Linked DNA regions of Homo sapiens: region 1 is linked to region 2. The links are chromatin contacts, found by Hi-C or POLR2A ChIA-PET in ENCODE. All regions are on one chromosome and are shown on one strand. The core of a region is the stretch at or near the end of the contact, and the rest is flanking DNA. Distances in the headings are between cores, read along the strand shown. Region 1 overlaps CUX2 (cut like homeobox 2). Region 2 overlaps CUX2 (cut like homeobox 2).

What was found. Hi-C counts contacts between places; a loop is a spot of excess contacts on that map. ChIA-PET counts read pairs that join two places held with the same protein, here RNA polymerase II (POLR2A). Pooled maps may share reads with other maps.
Region 1: a pooled map shows a loop between it and region 2 (5-fold over the local background). The contact joins two enhancer-like sites. A Hi-C loop is called at or near these places in 1 of 168 maps with a recorded cell type or tissue (OCI-LY7), 1 of 37 single-sample maps with no recorded cell type and 8 of 50 pooled maps. POLR2A ChIA-PET finds 5 or more read pairs at or near these places in 7 of 52 experiments (CD4-positive, alpha-beta T cell, CD4-positive, alpha-beta memory T cell, K562 and 4 more).

The regions. Positions count from the first base shown.
Region 1 is chr12:111,055,693-111,061,656 of GRCh38, reverse strand. The region is part of intron 1 of CUX2 (cut like homeobox 2); the gene reads right to left. Among named protein-coding and RNA genes, the nearest start is that of CUX2, 25 kb to the right of the region's middle. RefSeq lists enhancers at 597-1,099, 3,209-4,064. Within about 2 kb of position 4,521, at least 9 of the 41 ENCODE cell types and tissues checked have a DNase peak (open chromatin) inside an H3K27ac peak, as active enhancers do; they include OCI-LY7, where a contact is called at or near this core.
Region 2 is chr12:111,091,721-111,098,175 of GRCh38, reverse strand. All of the region lies in intron 1 of CUX2 (cut like homeobox 2), which reads right to left. Among named protein-coding and RNA genes, the nearest start is that of CUX2, 61 kb to the right of the region's middle. Within about 2 kb of position 4,560, at least 2 of the 41 ENCODE cell types and tissues checked have a DNase peak (open chromatin) inside an H3K27ac peak, as active enhancers do; they include OCI-LY7, where a contact is called at or near this core.

The sequences.
Region 1 (5,964 bases), core at 3,272-5,771, 36 kb after region 2:
ATGACGTGGAGAATGCTAATGTGGGTATAAGTGGAAAGACCGTGATGTAGAGTTGGATGTACTTAGGCGGGCAAAGCAGGACGAGGGTGTAGACAGAAACACACACCATGCCAAAGGGTGTTCTTCCAGTCTCCTTCTTCCTCTTTTCTCTATTTGTAAAGCCCTCCGATAATGGGGCGACTTTGTCTTCCATAATGCAAAATTACTTTTAAAAAGCCCTTCTTTCACTTGCAGTCGTGGGATTCCCCGAAAACCCTTCTACAGCCCATGCTTCCCTCCTCCTCCCCCATCCCGAAAAGCTTTCCTCAGTGGCTCTCCTCATTGTCCCATAGTGACTCAAACAGGAATAAAAATAGGAAGAAAGGAGAGCAAAGGATGCCATGGACTGTGGTGTGCATGGGTCCTGGGTTGTAGCTCAGAAAGCCAGGCATCCTCCTTGCTGTGTGTGTGTGTGTGTGTGTGTGTGTGTGTGTGTGTGCATATGCATGCACACATCTGGGGACAGCTTGGGCCTGCAGAGACTCACTGATCAGCGGCTGGCCTCTGCAGGGCCACAGCCATGAGGGGAGGCCTCCCATGAACAGCCCCAAGGAAGCGGGGGAGGGGGCAGCAGGGCCAGCTGGAGGTCCTGGCATCCCAAGGCTGGGAGGTGGCAGGTGTCACTGCTTCCTTTCTGAAGGCCTCACGCCCCTCCTGGAGGGACGATAACTGTGTCACATCCCTTCATCTTTGTCCCTGGCACTTGGCCTTCCAGAGGATGAAGCTGACAAGAGGGTAGAAGGAAGAGGGGGCTAAGGCTTCCGTTTCTGCTTCCCGAGGGTGACCACCATGGCCTAACTTTTTCCTTGGCCCTTAGAGAAGGGACTTTGTCTAGTCCTCACTTCCCAGAGGCTGTCAGCTCCAACAGAACCTTCCAGAGCTACAGGCTGGGCCGGGCTGGGCCTGAGGGAAAGGGAATTTGCTCGTCTCAGTATCCGCAAACCAGATAGAACCCCTGCTTCCTACTGGGTTCCAGCAAGTTCAGGAGTGAGATCCCTGCTTCCCAAAACTCTGGCCCATCCATGGGCATTTATTGAGCCTCTAATATGTGCCAAACTCTGTGCTTGTGACAAGAGTCAAGAAGACAGATACAAATGCTGCCCTCATGGGTCTTAAAAAGACTAGCCAAGGAACTCCAATCAATTATGATGTGCATTATTATGGGGGAGCCCCCTAATCCAGCCAGGAGGTTCAGGAGAGCCTCCCAGATCAGACACGAAAGATGAGAGAAGTGTGTCTGTTTGTACGGTGATTTTAAAAAGGGAGTTCCAGGCAGGGAGACCAGGATATGCCAAGTCTGGATGTAAGACAGCGTAAGGCATTTGAGGGCTGGGTAATAATTTAACCCTGGCTGGGGGATTTGGGGACGAGGAAGTTTATAAGAGATGACATGGTGGGATTGGATGAGGGTGAGGGGAGGTGCTCACGACCAGCCTCATAAGGTAGAAGTTTGGACTTTGTCCCATAAACAATAGGGAGCCACTGAAAGCTTTTCAGTTGGGGAGAGGGTGTGGGGTCATGATTCGGTTTCAATAAAGATCTCTCACAGCAGAGTTCAGGGTCCAAAACTCTTGGTTTTAACCAAGAGAATCAACAAAGGACACTGCCACAAGACCTAACAGAAGTCACTGCCACCTCCCTGCCATGATTTCCCGGGAGTGATTCTAAATGGAGCCCTGGACCTGCTGGAAAGACCATGTGAGTCAGGATCCCAAGGTCGGGGGCAGGGAAGGGGGCTTCCCCAGAAGTCAGGCTTAAGTCTGGTAGGGGTAAGCTGGGGAGAAAGGGGCCCATGCTCTCCCCAACACCTCCCTCACTGCCCCCACCCTCGGCATCCCAGCCAGGACTGAGGACCCCCCACGACCACCTTCTCCTTGGTAGCACCCCTTCCACATCACCCTCCCCTCCTCCTATATCTAAGGGGCTCTATCTTTAGAAAACAATCCCACCTCCTCACCATAGCCCTCAAGGTGATCTGGCTCCTGCCACCCTGCCCCCACTTCATCTCCCACCTCCCCACCTCTAGGATACAGAAAGCTGACCCTGGGTGGGGGGACCTAGGAAAGTCAGAAGAGTCACGTGCCCCATTTGGAAGGTGAGGGAAACTGAGGCATCAATGGGGCCCTCATAGAAAACAAAATGGTCCAGGAATCAGGCAGTAGTCCTGCTCCCCTCACTGGGAGTTGGCCTGGCTATCTCTGCCAAGAAGCCCCTCGCTGGGGCCAGGGGCACCTAGCCTTATCAAGAACATTTGGGCGATATGGTTATTTCTACCCAGTTTGCTCCGTGTGGAGTCTGCACATTTTTTCAGAGACTGGGCCCAATTCCAGAATGGAAATGTAGCCCTCCTCCCCTCCCACCTCCCCGAGAAGCCCTGCAAAGAGGGGCCCCCTCCAGCTGACCAGTGTGGCAGGTGCCACTGTCAGAGACATTTGAACCAGAGCGACTCCATTTTGAGTGAGGGCTGGAAAATGAGGCTGGTACCTGCTGGGCTGCATCCTCAGAAAGTTCAGCATTCCGAGCCTCTAGATGTTTACGGTTAAGGGAACAAATTAATAATGTTTACTAAACACACCCAGACTTGGGAGTGTCCAGATATCCCAATATTTGGAGAACAAAGGGATTCCTAATTTTGCTTTAAAGATAACAATATTGATTATTGCAAAATATAGTAATTAAGAAAATTAATCCTTTATCACAAACCCTTGTCACAGAGCATATCTCCCCATATATATGAGTATTGTACCTAGGGTGGATGTGTTCCTCCTCTTATTTTCAGGAATGTCCTACTCTGTCTATGGAGTAGCTGTTCTTTCACCATTTTACTTTCTTAATAAACTTGCTTTTACTTTGCACTGCGGTCTCTCCCTGAATTCTTTCTTGCGTGAGATCTTGGGGTCTCGCTCGGGACCCCCTTCCTGTAACACCACTATCTGCAAGGGTGCACTAAAACGTCTCCTTGGGCCCCACCCTTTCAGCCACCCTCCAGCTTCTCCTGTATCTGAGATGAGAGAATTGCTCCCTCTCTGTCTCTCTCTCTGTCTGTCTGTCTCTCTCTCTCTCTCTCTGTCTCTCTCTCTCTGTGTCTCTTCAGTGTTCTCCCTTCCTCCCCAGCCAGGGAAATGGAGGTAAAAATCTCCCAAGATCCCCAATTTAAAGTAAAGTCAGATCTTTCTCTCTTCCCTTTCCTCACTACCTAATAATCACACTTGTGTGAAGTTGATGCTCTACATAACGAAGAGAGAGGCCTCCTTGGAGAGGGTACAATCAGACAATTTTTAAGATCATGGAGCATTAGACCATTCCCAACTGGGTTTACTAATCAAACAGCCAAATCCTTCATAACCAGCCAATCCCTACAGGGCAATTAAATCCTTCCCCTTTAAAACACTTGCCACACTGTCTGGGGACAGAAAGAAAAATTTGCAAAATTCATTTGATAAATTAGCCAGGGAAAAGAAAGGAGTGAATCAAGCTTTGTTCTTTTCATTTTTTTTAATTATGGAATTCACAATGCCTGAATAATGTTTAATAAGAACTATGAAAATTCCTAACAGTATTACAACACAACACAAAAGAATTAACCTGGTTACCGTGAAAAATTGCATATTTAATTAAGAACAGAGAGTTCAAAACTATCCAGAGATTTCAAAAGTGCTGTTGCCTGAGGGGCCAAATTACATGCTTCCAGGGCTGCTAACGGAGTTAGCGCGTTCAGTCATTACCCAGGCGTCCCCATTAAGTGACTCTGGGCAGATGACATCAAATTCATTTCAAAAGCACCAGGAACTGAAGCATTCACTTGGGTAGTTTAAGGGAAAGCAACTATCCTGCTGGTAGAAATCAGACCCCTTGTTGATAAAGGCAATAATTAAAGAATAATGTTAATTAGCTGCTTTTATTTGAAGAAAAGTACGGTAGTTGGAGTGCTTCCAGGCTGTTGAGGTGGGAGTCACTCTTTCTGGCAGAAGGGGAGGCTGCTGGCAGAAGTGGGGAGCGAGGGGCCCACAGGAAGACAGGAAGATGGTGGAGGCTAGGGCAGGGAGAAAGATGGGGCCCGTGTAAGGAGGTCTGGGTCCCCACGTTGGAATCGGCCTGGTCACCCTGAGGCCCTCAAGAGGGCAGCTTGGAAAGCAAGGAAAGGTGGTGCTGTCAGCATCTAGGGCCCTGTCACTGGCAGGCCCACTTCCATCATGGCAGACAAAGCCAGATCTCCAGTGGCCACTTCCTGTCACACCCACTCCACTCCACTCACATAGCCGTCTCTGTCCCACTAACTTCCCTCACATAATCTCCTGCCACACCCATTGCCCTCACACAGCTTCCTGTAACATCCACTCCAGCTTGGTAACTTCCTGTCATACTGACTCCCCCACACAATTTCTTGTCACACTTACTTGCTACTGGGCCACTTCCTATCACACCCACTGCAGCTCAGGCCATTTCCTGTCATACTCACTCTCGTCACACAACCTCCCGTCACAACCATTGCAGCTTGGCCATTTTCTGTCACACTCACTCCCTACTTGGCCACTTCCTGTCACACTCCCCCACACAATCTCCTGTCACACTGAATTCCCTCACACAACCTCTTGTCACAACCATTCCAGCTTGGCCACCGCTTGTTACACTCTGTCCCCCACACATCCTCCTGTCACACCCACTCCCTACTTGGCTACTTCCTGTCACACCAACTCACCTCACACAACCTCCTGTCACATCTACTCTCCTGCTCAGCCACTTCCTGCCGCACTGGCTCCCTTTACAGCCTGTCACAACCAGCCTGAGTCACCTGAATCACCACCACCATCGCCCTCACTGTAGCCAACTGTCTTTTCTAAAGATGGCTGCCATAATATCCCTCGCCACCAAGGCTTCCTGCAAGGTGACCTTGACACTCCTTCCACCCAGTGGTGGGATCTACGTCCTCCTCCCTTTGAACCTGGGCCCACCTTTGTTACTGCCCCAATCAGCAGAGTAGATGGAAGTGATACTAGCAACTTGCAAGGCAAGAGCATGAAAACACCTGCACTTCCACCTGGCTCTCTCAGGATGTTGCCTCTCGGAACCCAGCCACCATGCTGTGAGGAAGCCCAAAGGAGAACACACAGAGAGACCCTGCAGAGAGGCCATAAACTGGGGTTCCCACAGGTAGCTGAGGTTCCAGCCAACAGCCAGCATCAATTGCCAGATGTGGGAGTTGTCAAATTACCCGCAAATGTTGAATCTGCCCAGATGAAGCCACAGCTATCATGGAGTGGGGACAAGCTGAACCAACTGGGCTCCGTCCTAATTCCAGCCCACAGAATCAGGTATACAAGAGTTGTTTCTGTCCACTAAGTTTGGGGTGGCTTGCTACCCAGCAACAAATGACTGCTGCGTTTACAGAGACACATGCAGTCACACATGTTAAGAACAGTCCTCGTCTCTAGCATCCTCCTTCCCTGACAGATCCATCCAAGAGGCCGGCATGAGAAACGCATCCATGGATCTGTCCACCAGTGACAAGAACACCCAAAGAAAGCCACAATTGGCCTCCGCCTTTTGCCTCGGATCTCAACAGCCCCCGAGGTCTCCAGGGGCATAGCAAACAATCTAGCTATGGAGGGGAAAGAACGCAGGAAGCCCCATGTTACAGAAGATAACACTGAGAGCCACGCAGCTAAGTGGCCTGCTCAGGACCATGGCTGCTTCACGGCAGAGCTAGGCTGCGATCAGCCCGACTCCCAGCGAAGTGGTTTGATTCTCATTAGCAAGGTGCCTAATTAGGGCAGCTCATCAATACATCCCACAGAAACAAATTATCCTCTGGCTCAAGCCTACTTACCTGTAGGGAGGCTGGGCCAGCCCCAACCTTCTAGGGGTGCCATCCTGGGCAGGGGACAGGAAACGTGCGCCGATGGGACCGCTGGGGCAGTCGGGCAA
Region 2 (6,455 bases), core at 3,311-5,810:
CACTTGCCTCGGCCTCCCAAGTGGTGGTATTACAGGCGTAAAGCCACAGCGCCCAGCTCCCGACTCTGTTCTTACCCCTACGACCCTCCTCTCCATGGTGGCCTGAGACTTCTTTGCAAAAGGTAAGTGGATCCTGTCACTACTGTCCCAAGCTTACGCCCTTCAATGGCTTCCTGTAGCTCTTAGAACTAAACTCCCCAAATCCTTACTCTGAGCCTCGGGGAAAAGTCCAAACTCCATGTGGTGGCCTTGGGGCCTTGTCTGATCTGACACCCACCAACCACTCCAAGCTCACCTCTAACCCAGCAAAACGACTCACACGCCCTGGAGCCTGGGTTCTCTGTGCCAATGCCCACGCCATTCCTGGTGCCCAATGCTGTGCCCCAGGTACAAAACAGCCACCCCGATCCCCTGCCTGCTCGCTGCAGTCTCTTTGCGGATCCTCCCTGGCTCCTGACTCTGAGCGCCTCGCTTGCCGAGCAGGACCTGCTGCTGTGAGAAAACGCTGTCTTGTGCAGTCACGGGTGGTCTGCTCACGCCAGTGACCCCCCTGAGAGCAGAAGCCCATTTTAGTTATCTAGGAGCTCCCCAGATCTGGCCCCGGGTAGGCACATGAATATGTATTAGTTATTGCTGCTGTGATTAATATCATTTTAGGCTCCCTCTGCTGCTGGTGCCTTGCTCTAAGCTCTCGTATTTGTTGCTAATAAATAAAGCCAAAAAGAAAGACCCTGGCTCCTCTGCTTCCTCCCCAACTTCCCATCCTGCTCTCTGGAGATGGAGGGCTTGGGGACAAGCAGGTGAGCAGTGTGTCATTTCCCAAAACACTTCCCAAAATTGAACAGGAAGCAGTGGGAGATGGGGTTTGTCACCCCAAGACAGGCATCTGAGTACCTGAGCCCAGAACAACATGGGTTTTCACTCCAAGGCCACACCTGGTGGTCTCAGGTGACACACACACATTTGAGGGTCTCATGTCACCTTCCTGGGTGTATCTGGACCAGAGCTCCCATCAGAGGCATGAGAAGGGAACAGGAAGGATGCCCAGTGCAGAACTTTCGGGGGTGCTGGGCTCTGTCCGATGTGTTGGCAAGGCTCTGCTTTTAGGATTTAATCCTTTTTATCTTGACAACAGGGACTCACCTTCTGAAGCCAAGATCTTAGCTGCCTCCCAACTTCTTCTTTTTCTTTTTTTTTTCTTGATGGAGCCCTGCTTTGTTGCCCAGGCTGGAGTGCAGTGGTGTGATCTTGGCTCACTGCAACCTCCACCTCCTGGGTTCAAGCAATTCTCTGCCTCAGCCTCCCAAGTAGCCGGGATTACAGGTGCCCACCACCATGCCTGGCTAATTTTTGTATTTTTAGTAGAGATGGAGTTTCATCATGCTGGCCAGGTTGGTCTCTAACTCCTGACCTCAAGTGATCCACCTGCCTCGGCCTCCCAAAGTGTTGGGATTACAGCCTACTAACTTCTTCAAGCCAGATCTCCTGAACAATTCCAGCTCAACTCACAAACCCACCCCGTGGCTGAGCTGGCCTTGCTTTCTGGAGGGAAAGAGGAGGCTGGAGGTGCCACTGAGCTGGGAAGCGGGGATGTGAAGCATCAGAGAAGAGGGACAGGACCACGGGATGGCTATGGGGCCTCGGGCAAGTGACTTTGCCTCTGTGAGCCTCAGTTTCCTCTTCTGGAAAATGGGTGTAAGTGATAAAAGCTCCTAAGATTCCATACGGGGAGCACCCAGCAAAGGGCCCCGCCTCCCACTCTGCTCTGTGGTGGCCATGGGGATGATAATTTGGGTAAACCCAACTGGCTTCTGGGAGAGCAAGAAAGGATGTGAGGGGTAGGGGATAGAACAGCCCGGGGCAGACAAAGAACCTCAGCCCAGGCAGGTAGGGAACTTGAGACCTCCAAGGTCTGATTTCCCCTCACCCCCACCGGAGGGCTCCATTTTGTACTCTCTAGGCTGTTGGCAAGAATGCGGACCAGACTCTGGTGATAACTGCTCTGAGCACCAGGCAGCTCTTGGTTCTCCCTGCTGATGGGGGGCTCGGTGGCACACTTAATCCTGGAACCATCACTCATCCACGAGCCACTTGTTGAGCCCCTGGCACTCTCTCTTGTCCCAGCATCACTGCTGACCCTGTCAGCCTCTGAGCCCTTGCTCGAGGAGGCTCGGACTTGCACAAGGGGACTCAGCTCCAGGGCCAGCTCACTGCTCCTGCACGGAGCAGATGCATGAGAGCAACCACCATGTGCAGGGACTCACTCCAGGCCCAGCATTTCCGGACCCTACATGGCACCCAGCATGCTCCTTCATTCTGGCTTTGAGACATTGAAAGGGTTGACAATGTCTGAAGCAGACAAAATGGAGGCTGTGAGTTTCGCTTATTTCATGGAGAGAAAAAGTAGTGATGGTAGTAACGGTAATATTGATCAATACAATTTTAATAAGAACAGCTATAACTCACACACTGAGTCCTTCACCTGCACCCTCTCATCTACCTCTCACTGCAGCCCTCAAGGAGGGGAGCACTGCTATGCTTACTTTACAAATGAGGAAACTGAGACTTAAAATGGTGAAGTCATTTCCCTCCTTACCTCATTAGACCAGGAAATAAAGACTCAGAGAAGGCAGACCACTTGCCTAAGAACACACAGTGGGTAACAGACAGGAATTTGATACCAAGAGTATCTAACCTTCATCCATTTTTTTTTCTTTGAGATAGGGTCTCACTCTCTTGCCCACACTGGAGTGCAGTGGTACAATCACAGCTCACTGCAGCCTCAACCTCCTGGGCTCAGGCAATCCTCCCACCTCAGCCTCCAGAATAGCTGGGACTACAGACGTGCGCCACCTCACCTGGCTAATTTTTGTATTTTTTGTAGAGATGGGGTTTTACCATGTTGCCCAGGCTGGCCTTGAACCCCTGAGCTCAAATTATCTACCTGCCTCTGTCTCCCAAAGTTCTAGGATTACAGGCATGAGCCACTGCGCCTGGCCACCCTCATGCTCTTAACCACAGCTGTTCCCACCCCAGGAAAACACATGGCTAGTCATTCAATAAACAGCATAAGAGATGCTATGGGGTATCTGGTGCTGGGCAGACTGAGGTGAAGTCCCTGGGTGCTTGCGGCTGACCCTCTAAATAGGAGGAGACAGACACTGAAGGCTGCATTACTCCCAAGGTGATGACAGCCAGGTAGGGGGCCAGGGGACAATTCTGTAACTAAGCCAGTCTACCTTCGTCCAGAGATCAAGAGAGCCTCCCTGGTTAAATAAGACAGCCTCCAGGCTGCACAAAACTTCCGGCACAATGAGCAAGACAGACATGCATTGAACAGTATCACATAAATCACTTCTATTGCTTAAAAGGTGGATGCACCAGCTGCAGTGGCTCATGCCTGTCATCTCAGCAGTTTGGGAGGCTGAGATGGAAAGATCACTTGAACCCAGAAGTAGGAGACCAGCCTGGGCAAACAGTGAGACCTCCATCTCCCCCCAGCCCAGAAAAATTAGCCAGACATGGTGGCACACGCCTGTAGTCCCAGATACTGGGGAGGTTGAGGTGGGAGGATGCCTTGAGCCTAAGGGGTTGAGTCTGCAGTGAGCTGGGACTGCACCACTGCTCTTAGCCTGGGCAACCGAGCAAGACCCTGTCTCAAAGAAAAAAGGTGGATGCTGCCAAAAGCTAGGTGCTGTTGCAACCGGGGCACAGGGGGAAGACACAGGTCTCTGACCCCAGTCCCCAAGCTCAGTTAACAGCAGAAGTTACTTACCTGGCAGGAAAACCAGGCTTCCAGCATGACCCTTGCCTCCCTCTGCCCGCTCCCGGTCCCCGTCCACTTCTCGGGCCCTTCCGCCACAATGAGGTGGCCAGGGCTGCTCACACCGGGCCCAGCCGCAGCCTGTTCCCCTCCTTCATGCGGCTCTTGGAGTGATCGATTCTGCCACGGGAATGGCCAGGATAATTTTTGCTTAGCTTCAAATACCTCGTTTTCAGGAATTCCTCTGCCAGAAGGTTATAAAGCTTCCTCTAAAATGTGGGGGAAAGATTAAGCCTGCTTATGGTTAATAATACACTGTCCCCTGTCCGTCAAATTGCCTGTCTGCTATTGAAAGTTCACTATTAGATACTTATTTAAACAGCCTCGCAAGGCTTCTGAAGAAAGTGCAGTTATGCATTTTTCCCCTCCTTGCTGGCGCGAACGACTATAGATAAACATCAATTGGCTCCTGCGGATCACAGTCACAGTAAATAAATTTTTCAGGAAGCTTGAGATCCGCACAAAGGCTCCGCCAAGCTCCCATTTCACACAACATCAATGTTTGGCCTCCAAGAAATAAAAGCTCTAAGGTGTCCATCGCCAGGGCAAAATTATCAATTGTCAAGTCACTTTTAAAAGAAAAAGAAGATAGAGGGTTTCAGGGAGCCATTTCATCCTGCAGCTTAAAATAAAAGGAAGAGCGACAGGCGCTTCACCCACAAACTAACCACTGGGACTTCCCCCTAAAAGCTCAGGTGTTCATCGCCCCCCCGTCAAATTTCTGGCCCCAGCCCTGCTGCCCTGGGTGAGCTGAAGCAGTCAGTTCAGCTTGGAGCTGCCGGTTCCAGCTGAGTTCAGTGACTTCAGTGACTCAGGCGTTGGGTTATTTTTACTTTCTCAAAGTGGGTTTTTTTTTTTCACTACTTTTAGAAGTGGCAGACGAGGCTTGTCTATTATAAAATATTTGTTGCAAACACGCACTTACTTGCTCACCGCCCCACACACAGTTCTCGTCTGTGTAAAAATCTCAAGTCGCCGTGGTGTGAGGGGCAGGAGATGCAAAAGCTAGGACACCCTCCTGGGCGAGCCAGAGTTTATGTAACAGCACAGTTCTACTGGAGTCGGGGTCATCTAAGCTGGGAACCTGAAACAGGTGTCATTTTCCAGATAGGGAAACTGAGGTACAGGGGAGCCAGAGGAAGTGAGACATAGAGGTGGATGTACCTGCATTTGCATCTCAGCTCCACTACGTTCCAACTGCATGGCCTTGGGCAGGAAACTTAAATCTGTTGGGCCTGGCCTGGTGCAGTGGCTCATGCTTGCAGTCCCAGCACTTTGGGAGGCCAAGGCAGGTGGATCTCTTGAGCCCAGGAATTCGAGACCAGCCTGGGCAATATGGCAAAAACTTGTCTCTACAAAAAATACAAAAATTAGCTGAGCTTGTTGGCATGTACCTGTGGTTCCAGCTACTCGGGAGGATGAGGTGGGGAGGATCATTTGAGCCTGGGAGGCAGAGGCTGTAGTAAGCCATGATCGGGCCACTGCACTCCAGCCTGGGCAACATAGTGAGAACTTTTCTTAAAAAAAAAAAAAAAAAAAAAAAAAAATCTGCCAGAGCTTTGGTTTCCTTATCAGGAAAATAAATATGGATTACTACAGCTGTCCCTTCCTCAGAGGGTCACTGCAAAGATTAGCCTCTGCCATTCCTATTTGCCAGCTTTATTATTAAAGGTCTTAGACCCTCCTAGCCAATCGCTGGCAGGACCAGGGCTGGATGTGAGAAAGGAACACTGTTCTTGGAGGCAGCAGATCCAGCCCTGATTCCAGGCCTGTCACTTTTGCTTACGGCTCCTCTCCCAGTCCCAGATTCTTTGTCCAAATGAGACCTTGGACTAGTCAGTGTCTAGCATTAAAACCCACAGTGATGTCTTCCCAACAGCCGCATTGGGAAGGTACTATTATTATGCCCAATTTACAGAGATGAAAATTGAGGGTCTGGGAAAGGCAAGCTGTGAGGAAAGGCCAATAGCCTAGACCTCAGCTCAGCCTGCTCAGAAGACTCTGCTCCTCCTGCCTGACCACACAGCCCCCTGTTTGCAGCCAAGACTTCAAGTCTCAGTGTTTCATTCAGAGACACATCTGGGACTAACAGCTGGAGCCCTTCTTCCTGCCTGCGGATGGGGGAGACATTCGCACACCCTCTCTCTTCTTCACCACAAAACTCCTAACAAAGGTCAGGGTGAAAAGGACACCCTTGCTCTCAACGTTTTCTAAAGATGCTGGTATTGGGTTGAATTGTGGTACCCTAAAATTCACATCATCTTGAACCTCAGAATGTGACCTTATTTGGAAATAAGATAAGGTCAGAAAGAAACTTAAATCTGTTAGAGCTTGGCTGGGTGCAGTGGCTCATGCCTGCAGTCCCAGCACTTTGGGAGGCCAAGGCGGGTGGATTTAATCAGTTATGTTAAGATGAGAGCATATCGGATTAGGGTGGGCCCTAAATCTAGCGACCCTTGTCCTTATAAGAAGAGACAGGTGCAAAGATAAGACAGTCATGTGGTGATGGAGGCAAGATCCTAGTGATGCGGCCACAAGCCAGGGAATACCAGGCAGGGCCGGCAGCCACCAGAAGCTGGGGGAGGTGAGGAAGGACCCTCCCCTGGAGTCTGGAGAGGGAGCACAGCCCTGC